Linked DNA regions of Homo sapiens: region 2 is linked to region 1. Evidence: read pairs that join two places in POLR2A ChIA-PET (ENCODE). Cell type or tissue: CD4-positive, alpha-beta T cell. All regions are shown on one strand. Each heading gives the region's core, and the rest is flanking DNA. Links, peaks and the distances in the headings are about the cores only. Region 1 overlaps ACTN4 (actinin alpha 4). Region 2 overlaps RYR1 (ryanodine receptor 1).

The links. Peaks named below come from ENCODE experiments on the same cell type or tissue, not always from the same donor. Only the 100,000 strongest peaks of a DNase experiment are listed, where the experiment ranks them.
Region 2: POLR2A ChIA-PET joins it to region 1 with 11 read pairs; 6 of 35 experiments call an interaction of 5 or more read pairs at or near these places.

What each region holds. Positions count from the first base shown.
Region 1 is chr19:38,652,805-38,660,804 of GRCh38, forward strand. The region is part of intron 1 of ACTN4 (actinin alpha 4); the gene reads left to right. Among named protein-coding and RNA genes, the nearest start is that of ACTN4, 9.2 kb to the left of the region's middle. RefSeq lists enhancers at 1-539, 1,078-1,946, 1,947-2,815, 5,027-5,672, 7,454-8,000 and a silencer at 2,935-2,984. In CD4-positive, alpha-beta T cell, for the core only: no CTCF peak of the experiment used is centred there; DNase peaks (open chromatin) are centred at 367, 2,838, 4,037 and 5,217; H3K4me3 peaks cover 423 bases; H3K27ac peaks cover 1,135 bases.
Region 2 is chr19:38,573,075-38,583,480 of GRCh38, forward strand. RYR1 (ryanodine receptor 1) reads left to right here. Exons shown (of 106, transcript NM_000540.3): 96 at 103-233; 97 at 2,845-2,887; 98 at 4,844-4,974; 99 at 5,070-5,130; 100 at 6,908-7,054; 101 at 7,296-7,430. Among named protein-coding and RNA genes, the nearest start is that of MAP4K1-AS1, 18 kb to the right of the region's middle. RefSeq lists an enhancer at 6,477-6,978. In CD4-positive, alpha-beta T cell, for the core only: no CTCF peak of the experiment used is centred there; a DNase peak (open chromatin) is centred at 6,427.

The DNA of each region.
Region 1 (8,000 bases), core at 1-8,000:
GCCGGGCGCAGTGGCTCGCGCCTGTAATCCCAGCACTTTGGGAGGCTGAGGTGGGCAGATCACCTGAGGTCAGGAGTTCGAGACCAGCCTGGCCAACATGGTGAAACCCCGTCTCTACCAATAATACAAAAATTAACTGGGCATGGTGGCAGGTGCCTGTAATCCCAGCTACTTGGGAGGCTGAGGCAGGAGAATCGCTTGAACCTGAGAGGTGGAGGTTGCAGTGAGCCAAGATCGCGCTACTGCACTCCAGCCTGAGTGACAGAACAAGACTCCATCTCAAAAAAAAAAAAAAAAATCAGATGACAGAGGGGAGCGGGGACAAGTTTTAAGTCTAAGCCTCCTGGGTGGGGAGTTCTGCTGTTTCAACATATGCTCCAGTCATGGCAGACTTTGGCCAGACAGCGCCCTTTTTCAGAGTGAACTGAGTGTAGCACAAGTTATCTGCCAGTGCTAGTTAGCAAACAGAATGGAGCCAAAAAAGAATTGATTTGGGAAGGCCCAAGGAATTTGAAACCGTTGAGATGAACACTTTCCGTTTTTGCTACACTGATTTATGTTGTGCTGGGAATTGTACAAGCCTTTGACCAGACCTTAGGGTTGTTCTTTAAAAAAAAAAAAAAAAGATTCCCTTGCTGCTGCTTTTACTTTTTTGAAGGGCAGAAGGGAAGGGCAAATATAATTAGTGAACAGCTGTTTGCTCTAGTATCACTTGCTCGTTCAGGTTTTCTGAATAGCTGAAATATCAACATGTTTATCTCTTCCCTTGCCTTAGTATATCCTAGAGCAGTGTTTTCCCCGGCTTTATCTTTATTCCTTCATTTAATGAACTCCGTGTTTTCATCACTCACATTTTGTTCCCTTCCCTCAGTTTCCTTCCTTTGCCTTCATTTATGTATTTAGTTTACAGAATAACAAAAGCACTCGTGTTACTTTTAAACAAGGTAAAACTTAAACAGTTTTTTCCTCCGTTTCTTTTTTTATGGAAATAAGAGGCAAGTGATAGCAAGTGGGTAATTCAATGGCAGTGGTAACTGAAGCACTGACCTGTTACAAGAGAGACGGAAGCTTCTACTTGAGCAGATACAAATACTGTCATCCGTGGAGATTTGAAAGAAGTCTTTCTATCACTGGGTAGTTTGAGAGCTCATTAGTCTTCTTTAGAATGGGTTTAAACTTGGAAACATCAAAGCAAGTTACAAGGAAACTTAGTTTTACAGTGTTGGCAGCCTAGGCGCCAGAATTTGTTATAAAGTGTCTGAAAGTGGCCCAGGTATCACTTAACTTTTCTTCAAGAAGGTCTATGAGTTACATTTTACTCGGTATCCCAGGCATCAAGGAGTGTAACTTTCAATGAATCAAAGAGAAACAGAATCATTTTAAATTCCAGCCTCTGTTTAAAGAAGGATCTTATGAAGGGGAGAAATTAACCACCTGACCCAGGGAAGGATCCCGCCTCCTCCAGAAAGTGAAATCGCCGGGTGTGGTGGCTCACGCCTGTAATCCCAGCACTTTGGGAGGTCGAGGTAGGTGGATCACGTGAGGTCAGGACTTCAAGACCAGCCTGGCGAACATGGTGAAACCCCATCTCTACTAAAATGCAAAAAATTAGCCGGGCACGGTGGTGCACCCCTGTAATCCCAGCTACTGGGGAGGCTGAGGCAGGATAATCACTCAAACCTGGAAGGTGGAGGTTGCAGTCAGCTGAGATCACGCCACTGCACTCCAGCCTGGACGACAGAGTAAGGCTCCGTCTCAAAAAAAAAAAAAAAAGAAAAAGAAAAGGAGTTAAATCTTTGCATATATTTAACTGGCAAGAGCATCCTTACATCAGTGCATGGGAAGTTTTATCCAAGTAGCAGTTTCCCTGGGATTATAAAAATCCCCGAGGCATTTGTCTTGGTGTTGTGCCTTTTTTTGGTTGTGTTTTTTCACGTCCCTCCCCTCCCCTTTCTCCATAAACAAGAGAGGCATTAACTTGGAATGTCCGTGGAAAGTCTTAGAAGCTGATTGGTGTAATTTGCCTGCCTTCCCTTTAGTTTGAACAGCGTTTACTCTGGAAGAGGTCAGTGGCCTTTTTCTTGGTTGTGATTTATGCAAGTGTTATCTGAAGGCGAGTGGAGTGAGTTTACGTGGGATTTGCTGTTTGCCACCTGTTGTTGTGCTGGCTCCTTCCTTCCTGGGATGAGTTCCATTCTCTCCCCCTCCCCCAGGAGTGAGGCTCCCCAGCCAGAGCAGTCCCCCTGTGCTTATCCCCTTCCTTCGTAAACTGCAGCCATTTGTGATTTTCCATAACCACTTTTATAGACACATAATAATTTCCTTTGAATCAGTTTGCATTTTAAATTAAGTTTTGAAAGGAAAACTGACAAGAGTATGGCAACTGGAAAACCCAGCTCCCCTGGCCATAAATATAATAGAAGGAAACTGCAAAAATAAACACATTGAAAACAAAACAGTGTTGTTTCCAGGTGGTTACCACTCGGGCTGAAGGCCCCCCAGGCTTGAGGCCTGCTCCCTTTGTTAGAAAGGGATTGGCAAGTGTTGGTGAGGTGTTAAAGACCCACCAGCACCAAGCAGAGACTTTCTCTTTGAAGTCATCAGGTTTACAAGAGAATCAAAGGAAATAACTTTCTCAATGTGATTCAGGGTGTAATGTAAGGTGTAGATAACCCTTAAAATTTTCCATGTGTGTATGTCACACTTGGGAAAAAAACTTGATCTCATCTGGTCGAGGTGGGCAGGGCAGCACCTTGTCCAGGAGCACACAGCCCCTCTTGGCTCTGTGTGTCATCCGGCCATACTAGACTCGAACATATGGCTCATGACTGGATGATGCTTGATTCATCTTCAGTTTCAAGTGTTAGTGCTTTTGAGGTTTTGTAAGAAACCAGGACACATTGAAAATACAGTCATTTCTCAGTATCTGTGGGGGATTGGTTCCAGGAACCCCCTTATATACCAAAATCCACAGATGCTCAAGTTCCTTATGTAAGATAAAACGATGTGTAATTTGCATTTTAACTATGCACATCCTCCTGAATACTTTAAATCATCTCTAGATTACTTATAACCTAATGCTAAATGCTACGTAAATGGTTGTTACACTGTGCTGTTTAGGAAATAATGACAAAAATATGTACATGTTCAGTGCAGATGCAACCATTCATTTTTTTTCTTCCAGTATTTTCGATCCATTGTTGGTTGAATTCACAGATAGAGAACCCATGGATACAGAGGGCTAGCTGTAAGAAATGTGGGTTTATCATTTGTTCCTCACACAACTTTTTTCTTTCTTCGTTTTTCTTGCCTTTGTTCCTTTTTTTTGAGACAGGGTGTCACTCTTTTTACCAAGGCTGGAGTGCAGTGGAACAATCTTGGCTCACTGAAGCTTTGACCTCGGGCTCAAGCCATCCCCCCACCTCAGCTTCCCAAGTAGCTGGGACTAGAGGTGCACACCACCACGCCTGACTGATTTTTGTGTTTTTGTAGAGATGGGGTTTTGCTGTGTTGCCCAGTCTGGTCTCAGCCTCCCAAAGTCTTGGGATTACAGGTGTGAGTCACCACGCCCAGCCAACTTTTTCTCTTAAGGCTCCAGTTTTCTTCTTAGAGTTGGGCCCCTCCCACGAAGAAAGCACACTGCCACCCCTTCATCGGATTTGAACCCTACATTTTGAAAGGAAAGCAGTGCCCTCCTGCTGAGTTAACAAGGCTTATTTAAATGTTTTTCTTCCAAATATCAGAGCAGAACAGATTCTTTGTCTTCCAGTGGAACTATCCACATGGGGCAGAAGTAGTTGGAAGCGGCAGTTACTACCCTGCAGAACACAATGAAGTCATCTTGGGAAATATCGTGGATGGTGTTGCAATGATTGAATGGGATGCTAGAACACCAGCAATACAATAGCATTTGTGTCTTCAGCTTCAGGCAGGAATAAAGAAGACTTTGTGGTTTGTTTTATGTTTTTTAAAGTTTCCCCCCCAAAGGTGTGGGGCTGAGTGATGTCTGTCACTAGCTTTCTAGTGGGTTTTTCTTTTCATCTTTTCCCCTCCCTGATGTCTTTTGAGAGTGGGTGGAAGCCACAGTCTAGGTGGATCAGAGGAAGCACAGAAGGCAGGCAGTATACCCCACTTTGTGTTTTCCATGTCTGAAGGGAACACATTTGGTTTTTGTTCTGTTTTGATTTTTTAGAGACAGGGTTTCACTGTCACCCAGGCTGGAGTGCAGTGGCCTAATCATAACTCACTGCAGCCTTGAACTCTTGGGCTCAAGGGATCTTTCAGCCTCAGCCTCCCTAGTAGCTGGGATTATGTGTGCACCACCATGGCCAGCTAATTTTAATTTTTTTTTTTTTTGAGATGGAGTCTCACTCTGTCACCCAGGCTGGAGTGCAGTAGCACGATCTCAGCTCACTGCAACCTCTGCCTCCCCGGTTCAAGTGATTCTCCTGCCTCAGCTTCCCAAGTAGCTGGGATTACAGGCGCGCGCCACGACGCCCAGCTAATTTTTGTATTTTTAGTAGAGACAGGGTTTCACCATGTTGGCCAGGCTGGTCTTGAGCTCCTGACCTTAAGCGATCCACCCACCTTGGCCCAACAAAGTGCTGGGGTTACAGGCATGAGCCACTGTGCCCGAACTAATTTTTAAATTTTTTGTAAAGACTGGGTCTCACTATGTTGCCCAGGCTTTTAATCTGCAAAAAGCCCAAGATAAAGAGTTTTAATATCTTACCTCCTGAGTAGTAATGACTGATTCCAGTTCTAATAATGTCTTAATTACAGCTATACAGATTGAGGGGACTGCAGGAAGTGAAATAGATGCATTTCTTTTTTCTTTCTTTCTTTTCCTTTTTTAAATACACACTTCGTTTCGGTGGTGAAGGCCAGTTTGAGGTTAGGAGAGGCATCTTGGAAGGAAGCTCGCAGGTGGTTCGGCATCTGGACATGCTGGGAAGTTGCCTGAGGGGGACGTCACAATAAGAGGACTGTGGGTCTACAGCCTGCCTTAGCAAAATGACAGGCCTTCTTTTACCAAGGCCAAGGGCAGTGGTGGAAGCTGACTTCAGTTGGTGTCATCAAGGCCTCAGTATGTGTAACGGTTAACAAATTACTATTCTATGATCAATCTCCATCTGGGTGTGAGTAAAAGGTATTTAGTTGCTATCACCATGGAAACCAAGTTGCTTACTTACTGTTTTGGGGAGTGCCCTCATACCAGAGGCAGTGCTAATGGTGGAGTGTTAGGCCCCGGGCAGAAAAAAAGATCCTGCCACTTGGTATCACAGGAAAATACCTACAGGCACAGCAGCCTTGCCAGGTAGGGGATGAAGGCCCTCTGTCCTCGGGGCAGGAGTTGGGCCAGTTGATTGTGTTGATGAGGAGTGTGCATTTGTGCATGAGAGAGGGAGAAGAAAAAGGAGAGCACTCCATGAAATCCGCTGCTGGCTTTGTAGCCTAGAAGAGTGCTTTTTTTCTCTAGGAGTTTGGAACTGGAATCTCAGCTATGTGACTTCTTAATAATAGGACAAAATATGCCTGTATCTTTTGCCTACTTCCACAAACACTGATAAATTAAAAAGAACTCTAAATTTCCCACAAATCCCAAGCACAAGTAACTTTTTTTTTAAATCCACATCCTCCCTAATCCAAATCTAACAGCAAATCCTTTTCTCTCTGTCACTCCCTGCTTTTCTTTAAGAAAATGAGTACCTTGCCTTAAACTATATATTGGATGAAAATATTAAACACTTTCACAAAGTGCTTCTTTGGCTGTTACTGGTATGCCTTGCATTTGGAAGGGTCAGAGATTTGAAGACTTCTGTGATCTTCCAGTTCTGGCCTATGAAATACAGTCAGTTTCAAAATTCAAAATGTCTGGAAGAGCCAACTTGCCAGGCCGGTTCAAGGGCAGTCAGATGAATCGACCCTTCTTACAGGCTGTCTACGAACCAGTCATGATTCAGATATTCAAGTCCTGGAAGGTATCCAGACGGTAAACATCACCAGGATTGTGAGGCAGTTACTTTTTTTTTTGGATCGTTTGAGCTACACTGCCAAGACTGTGGTAGGACTTGTCTGTGTAAAACAGAAAGGGCTGTCTCTAAATGTCTTTTTCAAGAATGTCGGCTATAATCACCCGACACTGTGTCTCATGGTGGGGTGAGATGAAATACCTAGACCGGTTAGGGGAGGGCCTTCTTGGCCATTTTTTGAACTAATTTTCCCTTTCCCTTTGTAACTTTTTTTTCTTCTTTTCTTTTCTTTTTTTTTTTTTGAGACGGAGTCTTACTCTGTCACCCAGGCTGGAGTGTAGTGGTGCAATCTCGGCTCATTGCAACCTCCGCATCCTGGGTTCAAGTGATTCTCCTGCCTTAGGCTCCCGAGTAGCTGGGACTACAGGCATGCATTCCACGCCCAGCTAGTTTTGGTATTTTTTAGGAGAGACGGAGTTTCACCATGTTGGCCAGGCTGGTCTTGAACCCTTGACCTCGTAATGCCCACCTAGGCCTCCCAAAGTGCTGGGATTACAGGTATGAGCCACCGCGCCCAGCCCCTTTGTAACTTTCATTAACACTGATGAGGCACAAGCCATAGGATAGAATTGAATCCATTGAGAGCTGTGAGCCAATTGAGGGATGATTGGTTAATAGATTGTGGCTTGAAGCTGTGGAAGGTAAGGGGTGACACTTGACTCCTATTAGCCTTGTAGAAACACCTCAGAGATTCACAGGAAGCAAACTTTGACCATAAAAATATAAGACTCACAGCGCACCGAGTTCTCTTAGCAGCTACCTTAGAGTTGAGAAAGTTTTGGGCCTCTTTAATAAACAAGCACAAAGCAGTTCTTGCCAAATACGGCCTGCTCTGGGGCCACAGGGTTAGCTTAGGAGACAACTTTCTTGCCTAAAAATAAATGCATGTTCCTATCAGACATTCCAAGCATAGTTTAAACATGAGACTTCTGAGCAGCAGCTCAAGCTCTGTGGGTTCAATTATGTCAGAGTATGGGCAGTGAGGGTCTTTGGGGAGTGTGCCCCCTTATTTGGGATTGGTTGTGGCTACCAAGGAAATCAGATGATCAAATGCAAAACTTCCTCCATCTTATTTCTATATGATCTTTTTTTTTTTTTTTTGAGTTGGAGTCTTGCTCTGTTGCCCAGGCTGGAGTGCAGTGGCAGGATCTCAGCTCACTGCAGCCTCTGTCTCCCAGATTCAAGCTATTATTCTCCTGCCTCAGCCTTCCAAATAGCTGGGACTACAGGCGTGGCCATCATGTCCGGCTAATTTTTGTATTTTTAGTAGAGACAGGGTTTTGCCATGTTGGCCAGGCTGGTCTCCAACTCCTGACCTCAGGTCATCCACCCGCTTTGGCCTCCCAGAGTGCTGGGATTACAGGCATGGGCCACCGCCCCCAGCCTTATTTCTACACGTTCTTGATCTATCACAGGCTGGTGGGGGAGACAGCATGCATATAGATAATGAACAAGGTAACTTCAGATAGGATTATGTGCAATAAATTAAATAACAGCTAGCATTTTACCTTGTGCTAGACACTATTCTAAGTGCTTCCCATGGACTGACTGGTTTTTGTTTTTTTTTCTTTCCTTTGAGACTGAGTTTCGCTCTTGTTGCCCAGGCTGGAGTGCAATGGCGTGTTCTTGGCTCACTGCAACCTCCGTCTCCTGGGTTCAAGCAATTCTCCTGCCTCAGCCTCCCGAGTAGCTGGGATTACAGGCACGTGCCACCATGCCTGGCTAATTTTTGTATTTTTAGTAGAGACGGGGTTTCTCCTTGTTGGTCAGGCTGGCCTTGAACTCCCAACCTCAGGTGACCCACCCGCCTCAGCCACCCCAAGTGCTGGGATTACAGGCGCGAGCCACCATGCCCGACCCATGGACTCACTTGTATAATCTTGTGAAGCAGGTGTTGTTACCCTTACATGCAGAAATGGATCCATGGGCCTTTAAGCCACTTGCCCCTGTGACAGTGCCAGGATTTGA
Region 2 (10,406 bases), core at 2,407-10,406, 77 kb before region 1:
TGGGGTCACACACAGACCCCAGCAAGATGTCATGGCTTCTGCTGAGACTATGGTCCAGCCAAGGTGCCTGACGCCCACCTTTGGCCTCCTCCCACTATCCAGGTGCCCCTGGTAATCTTTAAGCGGGAGAAGGAGCTGGCCCGGAAGCTGGAGTTTGATGGCCTGTACATCACGGAGCAGCCTGAGGACGATGACGTGAAGGGGCAGTGGGACCGACTGGTGCTCAACACGCCGTAAGGACCCAGCCCCCACCTCAGGGTGGCAGCAGGAGGGGACCTGGGTTTCCACCCAGTCCAGGCCTGGACCCCAAAAAACTAGGGTTTCGGTCCGGGCACGGTGGCTCACACCTGTAATCCCGGCACTTTGGGAGGCTAAGGCGGGCGGATCACGAGGTCAGGAGTTTGAGACCAGCCTGGACAACATGGTGAAATCCCGTCTCTACTAAAAGTACAAAAATTAGCTGGGCGTGGTGGCGGGCGCCTGTAATCCCAGCTACTGGGAAGGCTGAATCAGAAGAATCACTTGAACCTGGGATGTGGAGGATGCAGTGAGCCGAGATCGCACCATTACACTCCAGCCTGGGCAACAAGAGTGAAATTCCACCCCCTTCCCCCCAGACAAAAAAAAAAAAACCTAGGGTTTCAGTCCCTGCAGGCCCTGCCTCATTCTCCCCAAGTCTTACTCTTTCTTTCCATAAAAGAGGCACATTTCCCATGCATTACAGCATCTGTGTGGGTGAGGTTGGCACACAGAGATTCCTAGACTTGAGGCCTGGAGGTTCCTGTTCAGTGACTCTGGGGTGTGAGCCCAGGAACCCGTGTTTTAAACCCTGTCTCCAGGTGTGATTCTTACTCAGGTGCAATGAGTGCAAAATAAAAAAACATGGCCAGGCACGATGGCTCATGCCTGTAATCCCAACACTTGGGAGGCCAAGGTGGCAGATCACTTGAGGTCAGGAGTTCGAGACCAGCCTAGCCAACATGGTGAAACCCCATCTCTACTAAAAATACAAAAATTAGTCTCTACTAAAAATACAAAAAGTAGGCATGGTGGTGGGTGCCTGTGGTCCTAGCTACTCCGGAGGCTGAGGCATGAGAATCACTTAAACCTGCGAGGTGGAGGTTGCAGTGAGCCGAGATTGTGCCTCTGCACTCCAGCCTGGGCAACAGAGCGAGACTCCATCTGAAAAAAAAAAAAAAAAGGAAAAGAAAAAGAAAGGAAAAAAAAAAAAGAAAGAAAAGAAATCATTAGGGGCCCTAGGGGCCGCACTCAGTGGCTCACGCCTGTAATCTCAGCACTTTGGGAGGCTGAGGCAGGAGGATCCCTTGTGCCCAGGAGTTCAAGACCAGCCTGGACAACATAGAGAGACCTATATCTTTAGAAAAAAAAAACTAAAAAGTTAGCCAGACATGCTAGCCTGGCTAGCGCATGCCTGTAGTCTTAGCTGTTTGGGAGGCTGAGGCTGGAGGATGGCGTGAGCCCAGGAGTTCTAGGCTGCAGTGAGCTATGATTATGCCACTGTCCTTCAGCCTGAGTGACAGAGCAAGACCCTATGTCTGGGGGCCAAAAAAAAAACAAGTAGGAATTGGAAGTGCAATGAATCAAAGCACTTCAAATAATTGCAAATCCGTGAATTCATAATCAATCATCGCTCCACCCTCTCAAAAAACAAAACTCGTGGCTGGGCACAGTGGCTCACATCTGTAATCAATCCTAGCACTTTGGGAGGCCGAGGCAGGCGGATCACGAGGTCAGGAGATCCAGACCATCCTGGCTAACATGGTGAAACCCTGTCTCTACTAAAAATACAAAAAAATTAGCTGGGCGTGGCAGTGGGTGCCTGTAGTCACAGCTACTCGGGAGGCTGAGGCAGAAGAATGGCGTGAACCGAGGAGGCGGAGCTTGCAGTGAGCCCAGATGGCACCACTGCACTCCAGCCTGGGCGACAGAGCGAGACTCCGTCTCAAAAAAAAAAAAAAAAAACTCGTTGGCCATATTTGAGGATGTTAGGGCATCAATTTGTCACTTGGAAAACTGGTGAATAAAGGGCCAGAATCATGAAATTAAATGAAATCAACCAGTATGAGGAAGCAGGCAGTTGCACTGGAGTTGGTGCTGAGTTAGGCTGCTGTTTTGGACTCCTCCCCACCCATCACCACGCCAGAGCCTCTTTATCAGAGTGCCATTCTGAGGTCTTTTTTGCACATCTGGCTCTGAATGCAAATTCTCTGCCTCATTTGGGGTCTAGCAAAGATGGCAGTGGGGTCCCCACTGTTCAAGGTTCCTACAAGAAAAGCAGTGGAGCCAGGCGCAGGTGGCTCACGCCTGTAATCCCAGCACTTTGGGAGGCCAAGGCGGGAGGGGGGATCACCTGAGGTCAGAAGTTTGAGACCAGCCTGGCCAACATGGCAAAACCCTGTCTCTACTAAAAATACAAAAATTAGCCGGGCGTGGTGGTGGGCGCCTGTAATCCCAGCACTTTGGGAGGCCAAGGCGGGTGGGGGCATCACCTGAGGTCAGAAGTTCAAGAACAGCCTGGCCAACATGGCAAAACCTCGTCTCTACTAAAAATACGAAAATTAGCCGGGCGTGGTGGTGGGCGCCTGTAATCCCAGCTACTCAGGAGGCTGAGGCAGGAGAATCGCTTGAACCTGGGAGGCAAAGTTTGCAGTGAGCAGATATCACACCACTGCACTCCAGCCTGGGCAACAGAGTGAGACTCCATCTCAAAAAAAAAGGAAAAAGAAAAACAGTGGAGTTTCAGCCAACCCTGTCGTGGCTGACAGCTCTGATCCCTCTGGCCCTAACATCTTATACTCACGCTTTCTCTCTCTCTCTCTGCAGGTCTTTCCCTAGCAACTACTGGGACAAGTTTGTCAAGCGCAAGGTGAGAGGACATGGATGCCCTGGGTCCTGGATTGGGTCCCTGCCTGCCACCAGGCCATCACAGGCCTGCCAAGCACTTGCTTGGTGTGTGACCTTGGGCAAGAGGTTTTTTTGCCTTTCTGAGTAGCACCTCAGTTTCCCCATGGGGAGATGGGCATAGTAAGCTTGCTTCCCTTTCTTGAATGGGCACATGGAAAGAGCAGAGCATCAAGGCCAAGCGTGGTGGCTCACGCCTGTAATCCCAGAACTTTGGGAGGCTGAGATGGATGTAACACTTGAGCTCAGGAATTTCACAGCAGCCTGGGCAACATGGCAAAATGCCGTCTCTACCAAAAATACAAAAAATTAGCACGGTACCGCATGCCTGTAGTCCCAGCTACTCAGGAGGCTGAGGTGGGAGGATCGCTTAACCTGGGAGGCAGAAGTTGCAGTGAGCCAAGATTGCACCACTGCACTACAGCCTGGGTGAAAGAGTGAGACCTCATCTCAAAAAAAATAATAATAACAAAAAATAAGAAAGCATAGCATAGTGCCTGGCACAGAGTGAATACTCAAGAAATACTGGTTGAGGCCAGGAGCAGTGGCACACGCCTGTAATCCCAGCACTTTGGGAGGCCGAGGTGGGCAGATCACTTGAGGTCAGGAGTTTGAGACCAGCCTGGACAACATGGCAAAACTGCATCTCTACTAAAAACACAAAAATTAGCTGGGCACCTGTAATCCCAGCTACTTGAGAGACTGAGGCAGGAGAATCACTTGAACCCGGGCGGCAGAGGCTGCAGTGAGCCGAGATCGCGCCATTGCATTCCAGCCTGGGTGACAGAGCGAGACTCCGTCTCAAAAAAAGAGAGAAATACTAGTTGAAAGAGAGGAAGTTAGCAATATGTCTTAAGCACACACACTCTGGAACCAGATTGCCTGCTTTTCTTTTGTTTTTTTCTTTGAGACGGAGTCTCGCTCTGTTACCCAGTCTGGAGTGCAGTGGCACAATCTCAGCTCACTGCAACCTCCACCTCCCGGGTTCAAGCGATTCTCCTGCCTCAGCCTCCCGAGTAGCTGGGATTACAGGCACCCACCACCACGTCTGGCTAATTTTTGTATTTTTAGTAGAGACGGGGTTTCGCCATGTGGGCCAGGCTGATCTCGAACTCCTGACCTCAGGTGATCCACCCGCCTCGGCCTCCCAAAGTGCTGGGATTACAGGCACGAGCCACCGCGCCCAGCCGATTGCCTGCCTTTCTATTTCTGGCTTATTGACCTTTCTGTACCTCATACTCAAAGTGGGGTAATAATACGGCCAACCCTACAGGGTTGTTGTATTATGTACTACATGAGCAGTATCTGGCATATAGGAGAACACTAGATATGTTGGCTGTTACTATAATTCGTTCACTCATATTTACGGAGCACCTATTATGTGCCAGGAACAGTTTTAGAAACCTGGGATCCCGTGTTAAACAAAACAGTGATTCTGACCTTCAAGTTGGAAAGATAGATGATGAACCCAAGTACAGTATGTCAGTGGTGATAAATGCTGTAGAAAAAAACAAAGTGGGCTGGGCACGGTGGCTCACGCCTGTAATCCCAGCACTTTGGGAGGCCAAGGAGGGCAGATCACTTGAGGTTAGGAGTTCAAGACCAGCCTGACCAACACAGAGAAACCCCGTCCCTACTAAAAATACAAAATTAGCCGGGCATGGTGGTGCATGCCTGTAATCCCAGCTACTCAGGTGGCTGAGGCAGGAGAATCGCTTGAACCCGGGAGGCACAGGTTGCAGTGAGCAGAGATGGCGCCACTGCCCTCCAGCCTGGGTGACAGAGGGAGACTGTCTCAAAAAAAAAAATGCACCTCCCATTTCTCACTCAGAGTTTGGAGTGTCCCCAGAACCCCCTTGCAGGCCACGACACACACCCACACTCCAGCTGTGTCTACACAGCCTGATGCTCTCTTGTGCAGGTCCTGGACAAACATGGGGACATCTACGGGCGGGAGCGGATTGCTGAGCTACTGGGCATGGACCTGGCCACACTAGAGATCACAGCCCACAATGAGCGCAAGCCCAACCCGCCGCCAGGGCTGCTGACCTGGTGAGCCCAGGACACCCCTGCACAGGCCTGGGGCATGCAGGGGAGGTGACTGGAGTCTGACACTCAAGCATCTCTCCCCACCCCCGCCCCCACAGGCTCATGTCCATCGATGTCAAGTACCAGATCTGGAAGTTCGGGGTCATCTTCACAGACAACGTGAGCAGGGGCCCACAGACTGGGGAGGGACTCTGCAGGGGTGGGGCGTTAGGAGGGTTCCCAACGTCGGGTGTTCCTGACCAAAGAATGACTCCTGGGACCCTGAGTGGCTGTGACCCTAGGGTATCTTCTTATCCACACAAGGCTCCTTATCCCCCTAGACATCTTATTAGTATTATTATTACTATTTTTTTTTAAATAGCTGGGATTGGGTGTGGTGGCTCACGCCTGTACTCCCAACACTTTGAGAAGCCAAGGCTGGTGGATCACTGGAGCCCAGAGTTTGAGACCAGCCTGGGCAATATAGTGAGATCCTCTCTCTACAGAAAATTTAAAAATTAGCTGGGGCTGGGCGTGCTGGCTTACGCCTGTAGTCCCAGCACTTTGGGAGGCCGAGGCAGGCAGATCACTTGAGGTCAGGAGTTCAAGACAAACCTGGCACTGGGCATGGCAGCAGGTGCCTGTAATCCCAGCTACTCAGGAGGCTGAGGCAGGAGAATGGCTTGAATCCAGGAGGTGGAGGCTGCAGTGAGCCAAGATCGCACCACTGCACTCCAGCCTGGGCGACAGAATGAGAATCCATCTCAACAACAACAACAACAAAAACACAAAAAATTAGCCAGGCAGACAGGCACAGTGGCTCAGGCCTATAATCCCAGCACTTTGGGAGGCGGAGGCAGAGGTTTGCTTGAGCTCAAACGTTTAAGACCAGCTTGGGCAACTTTTGTAGAGACGGTGAAACCCTGTCTCTACAAACAATACAAAAATTAGCCAGGCGTGGTGGTGCACACCTGTAGTCCCAGCCACTCAACAAGCTGCGGTGGGAGGATGGCTTGAGCCCAGGAGGCAGAGGTTTCAGTGAGCTGCATGTGCACCACTGCACTCCAGCGTGGATAACAGAGCGAGACCCTGTCTCTAACAAAAAACAGAGAGTGGCCAGGTGCGGTGGCTCAGGCCTGTAATCCCAGCACTTTGGGTTGGGAGGCCGAGGTGGGTGGATCACTTGAGGCCAGGAGTTAGAGACCAGCCTGGCCATCATGGTGAAACCCATCTCTACTAAAAATACAAAAATTAGCTGGGTGTGGTGACCCACGCCTGTGGTCCCAGCTACTTTGGAGGCTAAGGCAGGAGAATCGCTTGAACCCGGGAGGCGGAGGTTGCAGTGAGCTGAGATTGCAACACTGCACTCCAGCCTGGGCAACAGACTAAGACTCCATCTCAAAAAAAAAAAAAAAAAAATTAGCTGGGTGTGGTTACCCACACCTGTGGTCTCAGCTACTTGGCAGGCTTAGCCTCCTTCACTTGAACCTGAGAGGCGGAGGTTGCAGTGAGCTGAGATTGCGCCATAGCATTCCAGCCTGGGTGACAAGTGTGAAACTCCATCTCAAAAAAAAAAAAAAAAAAAGACAGAGGAAGAGATGATGGAGTCTCGCTATGTTGCCCAGACTGGTCTTCAACTCCTGACCTCAAGTGATGCTCCTGCCTCAGCCCCCCAAAGCACTGGGGATACAGGCATGAGCCACCACACCCGGCCCAGAACATCCTTTGGCTCCCTCAGTGTGCCCTTAGATTGCCAGATTATTTCCTTCTGGAGGGGGCTCTCATCTCCCCGCAGGATGCCTTCTCACCCGGAATGCCCTGATCCTCCATGTACTCCCCAAACAGAGCTGGCACCCGACCCCCAGGGCACAGCTGACTCTCGAGTGGCCCCTACCCTCCAGAGTGCTCCTCGTGTGTCCCTGCCTTCCCCCTGACCCCTGGCCCTGTGTGCCCACAGTCCTTCCTGTACCTGGGCTGGTATATGGTGATGTCCCTCTTGGGACACTACAACAACTTCTTCTTTGCTGCCCATCTCCTGGACATCGCCATGGGGGTCAAGACGCTGCGCACCATCCTGTCCTCTGTCACCCACAATGGGAAACAGGTGTGGGGAGGACCTGGCTGTGGGGCGTGGGCCAGCAGGGACCAGCGTGGCAGTGGGTGGTGAAGGGATAAGGGCCGGGCAGCTGGGCTGAGGAGGGGCAAGGCCAGGTGCGCTGAGCCGGGGGTGTGTGGGGCAGCAAGGTAGAGCCACAGGGACTGAACCGGGGCCAGGACCCAGCATGGGCAGGGTGGGGGGAGGGCAAGCCCAGGGCGGAGCTGACCTGGCCCCATCCTGCCCCCAGCTGGTGATGACCGTGGGCCTTCTGGCGGTGGTCGTCTACCTGTACACCGTGGTGGCCTTCAACTTCTTCCGCAAGTTCTACAACAAGAGCGAGGATGAGGATGAACCTGACATGAAGTGTGATGACATGATGACGGTGAGCCCCTCCCCTAGCACTCTGGGACCCTTCCTTCTCGCATCTGTTGAAGGAGTTAATAATGGTACCTCCAGGCCGGGCGTGGTGCCTCCAGCCTGCAATCCCAGTGCGTCGGGAGGCCGAGGCGGGACGATTACTTGAGTCCAGGAGTTGGAAACCAGCCTGGGCAACAAAGCAAAAATCCTGTCTCTATAAAAAAAAATTTAAACGTTAGCTGGGTGTTGTGTTGTGTGCCTGGAGGCTAAGGCAAGAGGATCACTTGGTCCCAGCAGTTTGAGGCTTTAGTGAGCTACGAATGGGCCACTACACTCCATCCTGGCAGACAGACAGAGACCCTATCTCTAAAAAATGAAAATAGTACCTACAGTTTGGCAAGCTGATGCATGCCAGGCACATTTTTTTTTTTTTTTTTTGAGATGGAGTCTCACTGTGTTGCCAGGCTAGAGTGCAGTGGCGCAATCTCAGCTCACTGCAACCTCCGCTTCCTGGGTTCAAGTGATTCTCCTGCCTCAGCCTCCCAAGTAGCTGGGACTACAGGCGCATGCCACCACACCCAGATACTTTTTGTATTCTTAATTTTCTTTCTTTCTTTTTTTTTTGAGACAGAGTCTGGCCCAGGCTGGAGTGCAGTGGCGTGATCTCAGCTCACTGCAAGCTCCGCCTCCCGGGTTCATGCCATTCTCCTGCCTCTGCCTCCCGAGTAGCTGGGACAACAGGCGCCCGCCACCACGCCTGGCAAATTTTTTGTATTTTTAGTAGAGCCGGGGTTTCACCATGTTAGCCAGGATGGTCTCGATCTCCTGACCTGGTGATCCGCCCGCCTGGGCCTCCCAAAGTGCTGGGATTACAGGCATGAGCCACTGCGCCCGGCCAATTTTTGTATTCTTAGTAGAGACGGAGTTTCACCATGTTGGCCAGGATGGTCTCCATCTCTGCCTGTGCCGTCGTGATCTGCCCACCTCGGCCTCCCAAAGTGCTGGGATTACAGGTGTGAGCCGCCGCACCTGGCCATGTCAGATACTTTGAACAGTGCCAGGCATATGAGTGCTCCACACCTCTTCGCCATTGTTTCAATATTATTTGAGCTGAGGTTTTTTGTTGTTGTTGTTCCTGAGACAGAGTCTCGTTCTGTCACCCAGGCTGGAGTGCAGTGACATGACCTCAGCTTACTGCAACCTCTGTCTCTCAGGTTCAAGTGATTCTCCTGCGTTAGCCTCCTGAGTAGCTGGGATTACAGGCGCACACTACCACACCCAGCTGATTTTTGTATTTTTAGTAGAGATGGAGGTGGGGGGGTCTCACAATGTTGGCCAGGCTTGTCTCGAACTCCTGACCTCAAATGATCCACCCACCTCGGCCTCCCAAAGTGCTGGGATTACAGATGTGAGCAACTGCACCCGGCCTTATTTGAGCTTTTCAAACTATTATTATTGGAAAGGTACTCAGGGAGCGTGCCCCTGCCACTTATGAGCCGTGTGATTTTGGGGCAGGCTACTCAACCTCCTCCCTATGCCCTGGGGGCCTCACCTGTAAAATGAGTGTGTAATAGTAGTTGCTTTTAGGACTAATAGGTGCTCCCTGGCTATCGAAGACTTAAAAGACTTAGACCATTGCCTTGCACGGTGGCTCATGCCTGTAATCCCAGCACTTTGGGGGGCTGAGGGGGGCAGATTACCTGAGGTTGGGAGTTTGAGACCGGCCTGACCAACATGGAGAAACCCCATATCTACTAAAAATACAAAATTAGCTGGGCATGGTGGCGCATGCCTGTAATCCCAGCTACTCGGGAGGCTGAGACAGGAGAATCACTTGAACCCGGGAGGTGGAGGTTGCCATGAGCCGAGATTGCGCCACTGCACTCCAGCCTAGGCAACGAGAGTGAAACTCCGTCTCAAAAAAAAGGAAAAAAAAAAAGACTTAGACTAGTGCCTGGCACATCCTCAGGATTATATAGATGTTAGCTTCTATCATCATTATCCACAATTAAAAGTTTCACCCAGGCCGGGCGCAGTGACTCACGCCTGTAATCCCAACACTGTGGGAGGCTGAGGCAAGAGGATTGCTTGAGCTTAGGAGTTTGAGGTTGCAGTGTGCTATGACTGCGCCACTGCACTCCAGCCTGGGTAACACATTGAGACTCTGTGTCAAGTTTAAAAAAAAGTTTCACCCAAGGTATACCCAGCGTTCAATGCACATTTATATTTTCTCTTCTATTCTAATAATGGTGATCATAACCCAAATTGATGCGAACTTACTAGAGACACAGGCCACAATCCACAATTAAAAGAATCATTTCTGGGGTTTATCTCCAAAGATGTCCTGCAGTCTGGCTCCGTGGGTTCCTCCCTGCTCTCAGGACAAAGTCCAGCTCCTCAACCTGACATCTGAGGCTCTTCCAGACACGGCCTCGCTGCCCACAGCCTCGTTCTCATTATAGTCACTTATCTTAGTTTTTACTCTAGGATGACTGTGTTCTCTCACATCCTGGGGACACGGAAAGAACAAGTGTATGCCGGGCGCTGTGGCTCACGCTTTTAATCCCAGCATTTTGGGAGGCCAAGGCAGGTGGATCATCTGAGGTCAAGAGTTTGAGACCAGTCTGGCCAACGTGGTGAAACCCTGTCTCCACTAAAAATACAAAAATTAGTGGGATGTGGTGGTGGGCGCCTATAATCCCAGCTACCTGGGAGGCTGAGGCAGGAGAATCTCTTGAACCCCGGAGGCGGAGGTTGCAGTGAGCCGAGATCACGCCATTGCACTCCAGCCTGGGCAACAAGAGCAAAACTCCATCTCAAAAAAAAAAAAAAAAGAAAAAAGTACAAAAATTAGCTGGGTGGGGTGACACGCACCTGTATTCCCGACTACTCAGGAGGCTGAGGCAGGAGAATCTCTTGAACTCGGTGGTGGAGGTCGCAGTGAGCCAATATTGCACCACAGCACTCCAGCCTGGGCAACAGAGCAAGACTCTGTCTCAAA